Regions from separate parts of the Homo sapiens genome. Here region 2 is linked to region 1. The links are chromatin loops, found by intact Hi-C in ENCODE. Cell type or tissue: endothelial cell of umbilical vein. All regions are shown on one strand. Links, peaks and the distances in the headings refer to the core of each region. The heading gives the core; the rest is flanking DNA.

Region 1 (6,004 bases), core at 895-4,894:
CCTCTCTTGCCAAGAACTTGTTTCTTTCTTTGAGATTGCCTTGAAGTTGTGCATCAAACTCCTTTCTGACCACAGAAGCAACAGAGTCAAGAATCACAAGTTTAATTCCTTTTGAGATAATTTCTTCTTCCAAAGATTCAATCCTATAAAAGAAGAATTTATAAAATAGTCAATAAATTTAAGATAAAATAAATAAATAAAGGTATTGCAAAGGCTAAGCAACTTAAAAACAATAAACTATTCTTTCCTAAGTTACAGTAATGATTTGCAAGAATTCAGTAAACCTAACTTGTAGACATATCATACTTTTCTGGAAACAGAGCAAACTGTTTCTGTGTAGTTTCAGAATTCCTTGATTCTCCTAAGATAATGTTAACGCTCCAATTCTGGGGTAAAACTACTTGTGGTAGCCAGTCTGCAAAATGGCCCACACTTACTCCCTCCTCTTGGTATTTTGCATCCTTGTATAGGTCCCTCCCACAGTGTGCCAGACTTGATCTGTATGACCACAAGCATATGACAAGATCATGGTACCTTATTTCTGAGTGTGGGTTATAAAAGACTACAGCTTCCATCTTGGGTACTCTTTCACTTGCCCAGTCTCTCAGGTCACTTACTCTGAGGAAAGCAACTTGCTATGTTGTGATTTATGGAGAGGCCCAGACGGTAAGGAACAAAGGTCTCTTGCCCACTGCCAGCAAGAAACAGAGGGCTTCCAACAACTATATTAGGGAGCTTGGAAGCAGGTACTCCAGCTCCAGTCAAGCCTTAAGATAACTGCAGCCCTGGCCACCAGCTTGACTATAACCTCTTGAGCGACATTGAGCCAGAAACACCCAGCTAAGCTACTCCCAGACACTTAACCCTCAGAAACTATGTGAAATAATATGTATTTGCTGTTTTAAGCTACTAAACTGTGAGACAATTTGTTAATGAAACAATAGATAAATAATACACCACTTAATTAATTAAATACAGAACATTTTATTCATTTAATTTTTTTTGTTTTTCAAGAAAGACTTCAACCAAAAGGCTATAACAAAGAAGAACACTGAAAAAGTTACTCCACATAATTCTAACCTATAAAGACTTTTTTCACTTAGAAGCTGAAACATAAAAGATAAAACATAAACCTTCAACGCATTACTAAAAAATCAAAATCTAAAGCAGCATACCTTTGTAGAACTTCATCACAGGTGAGTTCCCGATAAAGATGAACTTTACTACTTGTCAAAAGTAACTTTTCTTCAGTGTTAAAATATCTGGGAAAACGGGATTCTGCTATTTCAACCAGTCTGTGGGTGAAAAAAATAGCACAAACGAAAACAGTCAATTCTACTTAAAGCCACATTGCTGAATCTCTAATTAATTTTACTTGAGAAACTCCTAAGCCTTATCAATAGAGCAGGTATAAGCAAAATGGCTTAATATACAGATTTAGAATTAAGCTCTCTTTTGTAAGCACTAACAGAGGTTAGCAGTCAGAGCATGCAACCAGCAAGGGCTGTTGGATCTCATCTAATCTTGAGCAAACAACAATGTCTCTTGAGATTTATCTTTCTGGGATTAAATATGTTTTTTGTAAGTGATATTTAGAGTAGCAGCTATAAGATATGTTTACTAAATAAGAATGCTTTCATTTTCTTGAATGAAATAAGTATATTTGAACAAATATGGTATATTGTATTATAATAGATATCAGTAAGTCTTCATGTCTCATTCCAGAAAAATACACTTTCTCAATTGAAACAATTCATGCAAATTAATGCTATGCAATAATTCCTTTAAATTATGGCCCAAATAAATTAATGTTCCAATACTTTCTTAGTAAACAAAACATGATTTTCTAAACACTGAATTCTGGCCTCAAAGCCAGTTTAATACATGCAGTAGGCCAAACACAAGAGAGTGACAAGTTAAAATGCCATCATTCATATTATAAGATATGGAAAGCATTACTAGAAATTTCTCATATTTATGGTTAAAAATGTTAAAAATATAAGTCTTTGAGTTTAACCATCTCATTTCATTTTAAATGTTTTGAGTTTAACCATCACATTTCATTTTAAATGAAATGACATTTTATCAGCCCTAGTACTTAGCCATCCCAGGGGAACTGGGAGGAGAGGCTGTAAACTCAAAAAGCATCCTATATTTTGTTTTCCATTTAGAGACTCAAAAGTACAAAAGAACAGTGTTTTCATTTCTAAATAGTTAGAGTTCTGAGAAGAAGCTGGGAACTTTAAAAACATAACCAAAACAAGTCCTTACATTTGCTATGATCAGAAATAAAAGAGAAAAGCCCAAAACAGGAAAAGAGAAGAGAGAACTTCAACAACTGTTTTTAAGTGTATTTTTGAACAATTTGAAAAGAAAAATATACATAGCTAAGTTGAACAGGAAGAGGAAAAAATACTTCATGAATAAGGAATAGTACCAAAAGAGGTGTGAAGAGTGAGAATAAAATGGATCAAATAACCATCCAGGAAAAGAGCTTAAGAGAGGCACAGGGATTGAAATGGAAGAAGGAAATGAGGTAAGGGAGGAAATCAAGAAATGAGATGGCATTGGCACAGGCAGAGCAGCCAAATCCTGAGGGTTTGGGGGAAAAGTGTAAATTTTTGATTAGGGAAACTATTTGCTGAGTTTAGTGCTGGTCAGAGAAGTCAGCTAAAAATCTCTGGCACTTAGAACCTACCAGTTTTTAACAGGATAGGTCTGGCAACATCTTCTAGAAACATGGAAATTTTTCAAAATTTGAATGCCCAGTTGATTAGGAACCAGATTGAGAGTACCTAGCTCATTAGCAACAAGAACTGAACAGCTGACAATTTTCTGGATTTCCACTAGTGGCTTCAGTAATGAAAGGCTCTGGAACTTACTGCTGCTTTGCCATTGCTGAAGGCCTCACAAAAGGAATGGTGGTCAATGGATAGACATGAACAACCTTTGTTCACAGTTACCATGCTAAATAACTGTATTAAATGGATCATTTACACACCAATATGCTGTAATTTTGTTTCTCTAAATGTTTTTTATTTTATAATAAACATCTAAAAATATATAAATCAAAAACCAAATATAAATGCAATATTCGACATGCCTCACATTCATCCTAGTAACTTCTTGTGACAATCTTCATTGCAAAGATCTTTTTTGTTTAGGGCAAAAAACAGAAAATAACCTATCATTTGCTCCCAGACATTAATTACATAAAGTTTGAAAATAATGCCATCTAGTGGATATCTGTTTATAAAAAGCATTCTTTTCAAAATGAGCACTAAGATCCATTCATTCAACAAATATTTATTGAGGACCTACTATATGCCAGGCACTGTTCTGGGTGCTGAGAATATGGCAATGAACAACCACCACTACCAAAAGAAAAAGAAAAGCCCTTACCTCATAGGGTTTAAATTCTACTGAGGAAGACAAACAAATAAATATATATTATATATGAGGTAATAAGGCTGTAGAGGAAAATGAAGCAGGATGAGAGAATAGAATGTGACAGGTGGGGCTAGCGCTATTTTATATTTTATGTCAGGTGAACTGACAAAGCCTTATTAATAAGGTGACATTTGAGCAAAAGCTTAAAAGAGATAAGAAAATGAACCATGTGGATACCCAGTGAAACAGCACACAAGAATAGAGAATTATAACAAGTGCAAAAGCTTACATGTGGAAAGATGCCTGGTGTGTCTGAGAAACAACAAAGAGACTAAAGTATCTGGAACACAGAGAGTAAGAGGGAGAATAAAAGAAAACAAAGAGCTAGCCAAGGCCAAGATCACATAAGACCTTTAGGTCTGTGGTTTTTGTTTTTTTTTTTTTTGCTAAAGTGGTATTTTTTTTTTTTAGCTTTTATTTAGCAAAATAGGAAGCCTAGAAGCAGGAACAACATGATCTGACTTCTTTTTTTAAAAGGACTGCTCTAACTGCCCAATGGAGAAGAGGCTTGGGCAAGAATGAAAGCAAGGAGATCAGCTAGCACAGATAAGAGCTGGTAGTGACCAGTTAAGAGCTGGTAGTGACCTCACCCAGGGAAGTAACAGGTCAAGTGATGAGAAGTAACTAGACTCAAGATATAGTTCAAAAGAGGAGCTGAAAGAATTTCTTGGCCGGGCACGGTGGCTCACGCCTGCAATCCCAGCACCCTGGGAGGCCAAGGCAGGCGGATCACCTGAGGTCAGGAGTTCAAGACCAGCCTGGCCAACATGGCAAAACCCCGTCTCTACTAAAAATACAAAAATTAGCCAGGTGTGGTGACGGGCGCCTGTAATCCCAGCTACTCGGGAGGCTGAAGCAAGAGAATCGCTTGAATCTGGGAGATGGAGGTTGCAGTGAGCCAAGATCACGCCACTGCACTCAGCCTAGGCAACAGAGTGAGGCTCCGTCTCAAAAAAAAAAAGAAAGAATTTCTTGACTAATTGGGTGAGTGTCTAGAAGAATGGAATCACAACTTTATTGAAGCAGAAAAGACAAGATTCACATAAAGGTTTTGGTTATTGGTGTTATTTGCATGTTTTATTTCCTTCATGGGGGAAACAAAAATGCAGTTTTGGACATATCAGGAAATCCATGTATGTAAACCTATCCAAGTTCCATGTCATTACGCAAATGAATATGAATCTGAAGTTCATGGGAAAGCTCAGAATTCAGATATCAATAGGAGTTACAGCCTATAAAAGATTTTAAAGATCATAAGACCAGATGATATTAGGGATTGAGTACAGATATAGAAGAGAAAAGGTCCTAGGACTGAGTTCTGGGATTCCCCAAAGCCTAGAAGTTAAAATGATGAGGAGGATCCAGCAAAAGGGACTGAGAGGAGGAGGTGACCAAGAAGGTAGGTGTAAAAGAAGAGAGAATAGTTCCAAGAAGCCAAGTGGGCTGGGCATGGTGGCTCATGCCTATAATCCCAACACTTTAGGAGGCCAAGGCAGGAGGATCTCTTGAGCCCAGAAGTTTAAGACCAACCAGGGCAACATACCAAAACCTTATCTGTACTAAAAATTAAAAAATTAGCTGGGCATGGTGGCATATGCCTGTGGTCCCAGCTACTCGAGAGGCTGAGGTGAGAGGATTGCTTGAGTCTGAGGGGTCAAAGCTGCAGTGAACCATGATAGCACCACTGTACTCCAGCCTGGGTGACAGAGTTAGGTGAGAACCTGTCTAAAAAAATAAAAAGTCAAGGGAAGAGAGCTTTTCAAGAAAAAGTGAGTGATCAACTCTTTCGAATGCTGCTATTGGGTTGGATAAAATTTTTTAAATCAGTTGCATTATAGAGCTGGAAACTTAAGCCTGGATAGAGTGAACTCAAGAGAGAATGAAAGAAGGGATTTCCACTTTAGCCCACAAAGGATTAACTGGTACATGAATTGCACTAAAATAATAAGTAGAAAATCAGACAGAATACATGAAATAAGAGTTTTCAGGTACTGAACAATAGAAAGCTTGAGACTGTAATCCTTGAGAGAAAGGAAACAAACACAATGAGCTTACAATCACCTCAGTTTGCTCCAGAGGCAGTTTCCAGGCTGCAACACAAGAAAGGGAAAGTAAACAGAGCCTGGTAGACAACCTGAGTTGAGGAGATGGGGATCGGAGTTTGGGAAAGCTAAGGTGGCTAGAACTTATGGGGCAGAGTACCAGAGAGGAAGCAGGTGTGCAGAGTGAGCACTGCAAAGATCTGCAGAGAGGGCCACTTGAGAACTAATCTGCACATGTGTGAAGGGAAACTACTTGAGGTTGAGGAAAGAACCACCAGAAAGTATCAGACTGAACACTTCCTAGTGCCCACACAGGGTGAGAACAGTTCGGGTTTACACAAGGTGAAGAATAAAGAGACCTTATTATACACTGGGCATTGGGCAGAATTTTCAGAAGGATTTTACCTTAGTAGTGAAGCTAAATAAGTTTCAGAATAAAAAACCACAGTCATGTGCTGCATAACGACATTTCAGTCAATGATGCATCACTTATACAACAGTGGTCCCATAAG
Region 2 (4,000 bases), core at 1-4,000, 960 kb before region 1:
TGCCCTACTGGTGAGTCCCAGTTTTTTTGCTACTATTAACTGGGCTTCAGAGGAATCCCTGTACATACATCTTTACACCCATGAACATGAATGTATCTGTAGGGTTCGTTACCAGTGAAGGAATTGCTGCATTAATGAATATGTGCTTTTATAATTTAAAAGACTTAAAATTACTTCTAATTAACATTCCTACATTAGTGTTTGAAAAAAACCATTTGTTCAACTAGGACTTTAAAACAATCTAATAGGATAAAAACTGCATAACCAAATTTGATGTAAGAAGTGACAGAGAGGCCAGGCATGGTGGCTCATGCCTGTAATACCACCACTTTGGGAGGCTAAGGTGGGAGGACTGCTTGAGGTCAAGAGTTCAAGACCAGCCTGGGTGACATAGTGAGACCCCCATCCCTAAAAAAATTTTTTTAAAAACTTAGCCAGATGTCATGGCACACACCTGTAGTTCCAGCTACTCAAGAGGCTGAGGCAGGAGAATTCCTTGAGCCAAGGAGGTGAAGGCACCAGTGAACCAAGATTGTACCACTGCATTCCAGCCTGGGTGACAGAATAAGACACTGTCTTTTTTTTTTTTGAGATGGAGTCTCGCTCTGTCACCCAGGCTGGAGTGCAGTGGCGCGATCTGGGCTCACTGCAAGCTCTACCTCCTGGGTTCACACCATTCTCCTGCCTCAGCCTCCCGAGTAGCTGGGACTACAGGCGCCCGCCACTGCGCCTGGCTAATTTTTTTGTATTTTTAGTAGAGACAGGGTTTCACCATGGTTTCGATCTCCTGATCTCGTGATCCACCCGCCTTGGTCTCCCAAAGTGCTGGGATTACAGGCATGAGCCACGGCGCCTGGCCTGACACTGTCTTAAAAGAAAAAAAAAAAAGAATAATAATGATAAGAAGAGAAGAAGTGGTAGAGGTATCTTTGTGCATTTGTATGTATGTATGTGTGTGTATACAAACACAAATTTTTTTCCTAATGTTTATAAAGTATATGTCTTTTTTTTTTTTTAGACGGAGTTTTGCCCTTGCCACACAGGCTGGAGTGCAATGGCGTGATCTCGGCTCACTGCAACCTCCGCCTCCTGGGTTCAAGCGATTCTCCTGCCTCAGCCTCCTGAATTGCTGAGATTACAGGTGCCTGCCACCACGCCCAGGTAATTTTTGTATTTTTAGTAGAGACAGGGTTTCACCATGTTGGCCAGGCTGGTGTCGAACTCCTGATCTCAGGTAGATCCACCTGCCTCGGCTTCCTAAAGTTCTGGGATTACAGGCGTAAACCACTGCGCCCAGCCATGTCTGCTATTTGTTAAGTCTCTGTATCCCTGGAAACCACACAATTTACATATGTAAGAGTTAGTACATTAGACATCACTATTTCTATGGAGTTTTTAAAATGAGAAAAACCTGCTGGATACACACACACACACACACACACACACACACACACACACGTATATCCAAAAGAAAGGGAATAAGTATATTGAAGAGATATTTGCCCTCCTGTTTACTGCAGCACTATTCCTGATGGCCAAGATACAGATCAACATAAGTGTCCATCAATGGATGAATAAAGAAAGAAAATGTGACGTATATACACAATGGAATATTATTTAGCTATAAAAAATGATAAAATCCTGTCATTTGCAGCAACATGGGTGGAATGGAGGTCATCATGTTATGTGAAATAAGCCAGGCACAGAAAGACAAATGCCACATATTTTCAGTCATGTGGAAGCTAAAAACAAAAGTGGATCTCATGGAGCTAGAGGGTTGAATGATAGTTAACAGAGGCTGGGAAGGGGGCTGGGGAAGATGAAGAGAGGTTGGCTAATGGGTACAAACATACAGCTAGACAGAGGGAATAAGATCTAGTAGTTGATACTACTGCAGGGGAATTATAGTTAACAATAATGTATTGTATATTTCAAAATAGCTAGAAGACTTATAATGTTTCTGACACAAAGTAGATATAAATGTTTGGGGTGATGGGTGTCTGATTTTCTCTTTACATGTTGTACACATGTAATAAAAATATCACCTGAGGCTGGGCGTGGGGATCACGCCTGTGACCCCAGTACTTTGGGAGGCTGAGGTGGGAGAATAGCTTGAGGCCGGGAGTTTGAGACCAGCTTGGGCCACAGATGGGGATCCTGTCCCAAAAGAAGAGGGGTGGGGGGAAGAAACAGAATAAGAAATAAATTAAATTTAAAAAATCACAGACACCCCCAAAATATGTATAACTATGATGTATCAATAAAAAAAAAAACTCCAACAATGAGAAAAACCAAAGCGAAATGGAGGACCGGACACTTGATTGACGGTGACCGGGGACTGTGCGTCTTGAGCTGGTTGTGCTCAGGTCTCGTCCTCTCTTGGAATCTCGCTGTGGGCCAGCAGGTGGCGCTTGTGCTCCCCGTGGCCGCGATCCGTGAAACTGGATTTAATATAGTAACCCGATGTTGCCCTGAACATATAATTTTCAAACCTTCCAGTCCACCACAAGGAAAACCTCTGAGGATTTTCTTCTGGGAAGAGCAATTAGCCTAACCTCTTAGGAGGAGAAATTGCATCGCTGAGCTTGTCTGGGAAAGCAACATACCCTCCCAAGAGCAGTCTTGGGGAGGGCGGAGAGAAACCGCCAAGCAGCCTTTGTGAAGAGGGAGGGGTGCTGGAGAAGGGCTGGGAACGGCAGGGTAGGATTTGGGGCTTGGAGTGGGAAGTATCCTAGGTCTGAGGACAGCAAGTCCCGGGCCTGTGGGCTTCTGGGCTTAGGCGGGAGGGTAACAGAGACCGAATGGGTGCAAGATTACTTGGGTGGGCTGAAGATGCTCTGCCCAGCCCAGGCCAGGCTGGGAGAGCCCCTCCTTCACCCACCTACTGTGACTAAATGCCAGGCACTGGTGACACAGCTGTGACAAGACAGGCCTGGTCCCTGCCCTCACAGAGCCTGCAGGACGGGGGGCGGAGGGGGGTGGGCAGGAAATAGCAGTGACCAGGATCTAAGGGGGTTGTTGAGGTGTGTTTGGGGAGGGAGTAGGGCAACTTTCTCAAGGGGTCCAGGCCACTGCCCAGACTCCAGACTCCCTGGGATGGGGAGACTAGACTGGAAGGAGCCATCGGGGAATAGGGATCAGCTGAACCAGGGCAAGGGAAGAGAGTGGCTACTGGGGGTCACAGGGCAAGAGCAGGGAGCTTCGAGCTGGGGGATGCCCAGCCTGAGCCTGTGGGAGGGGAGAGTGGCACCCTGTGCCCTGGTCACAGATGAGGCTGGGAGGGGTGTGTCCTATTTTGAAGAAGAGGCCTTGCTTTGGCAAAGGCTGTAGTTGGGAAGAGAGGGAGAGAGATAGAGAGAAAGAGGCAGGGAGATAAAGACAAAGGGAAGAGAGAAAGAGAATTATTTTGTCTCTACCCTCAGGGACAGTGTAATCTTGGTGGAAAGTGAAAATGTGCCAGTGTACAAGTGCACACACACACACACACACACACACACACACACACACACAAAGACTGTTACCATAAGGTTGTCAGCAACTGGAGCCAAGGGAAGCATCCAGATGGCTGAGCCTATATGACCTTGGGCAAATACTTAACCTCCCTATACCTCAGTTTCTTCATCTGTAAACTGGGAGCAATATTAGTATTGACCTCATAGGGCTGTTAAGAGGATTAAACACAATAATCCTTTTGAAGCATGCAGCATAGTCCCTGGCAGCTAGTAAGGTCTCACAAGTGATTGTTGTTGTTGTCATTCATCATGATCATTAATATCAGTTGTCATCTGCTGGAAAAGGAGGGATTAGAAAAGGTGGGATATGGATAGGCACAGCCAAGACAAATGCGCGGGATGGGAAAAGCAATTCAAGCTGGAAAAGAAAGAACTCGTGGGAACAAAGGTGAAGAGGTAGGAGGGTGAGATTCTAAGTCCTCACTACTCAAAGTGTGGTCCAAAGACTCACCAGCAGCAGCTGCTCCTGGGTGCTTGTTAGAAGTGCA

What was found. Hi-C counts contacts between places; a loop is a spot of excess contacts. Peaks named below come from ENCODE experiments on the same cell type or tissue, not always from the same donor. Only the 100,000 strongest peaks of a DNase experiment are listed, where the experiment ranks them.
Region 2: a loop joins it to region 1, with 8 times the contacts of the local background. A loop is called at or near these places in 24 of 110 quality-filtered maps.

The regions. Positions count from the first base shown.
Region 1 is chr14:67,881,160-67,887,163 of GRCh38, reverse strand. It overlaps RAD51B (RAD51 paralog B), which reads right to left. Exons shown (of 11, transcript NM_133510.4): 6 at 1,176-1,295; 7 at 1-143. Among named protein-coding and RNA genes, the nearest start is that of RAD51B, 64 kb to the right of the region's middle. In endothelial cell of umbilical vein, for the core only: no CTCF peak of the experiment used is centred there; a DNase peak (open chromatin) is centred at 3,223.
Region 2 is chr14:68,842,537-68,846,536 of GRCh38, reverse strand. No RefSeq gene overlaps it. Among named protein-coding and RNA genes, the nearest start is that of ZFP36L1, 51 kb to the right of the region's middle. RefSeq lists an enhancer at 2,425-2,937. In endothelial cell of umbilical vein, for the core only: a CTCF peak has its summit at 2,409 (motif pointing right); a DNase peak (open chromatin) is centred at 2,426.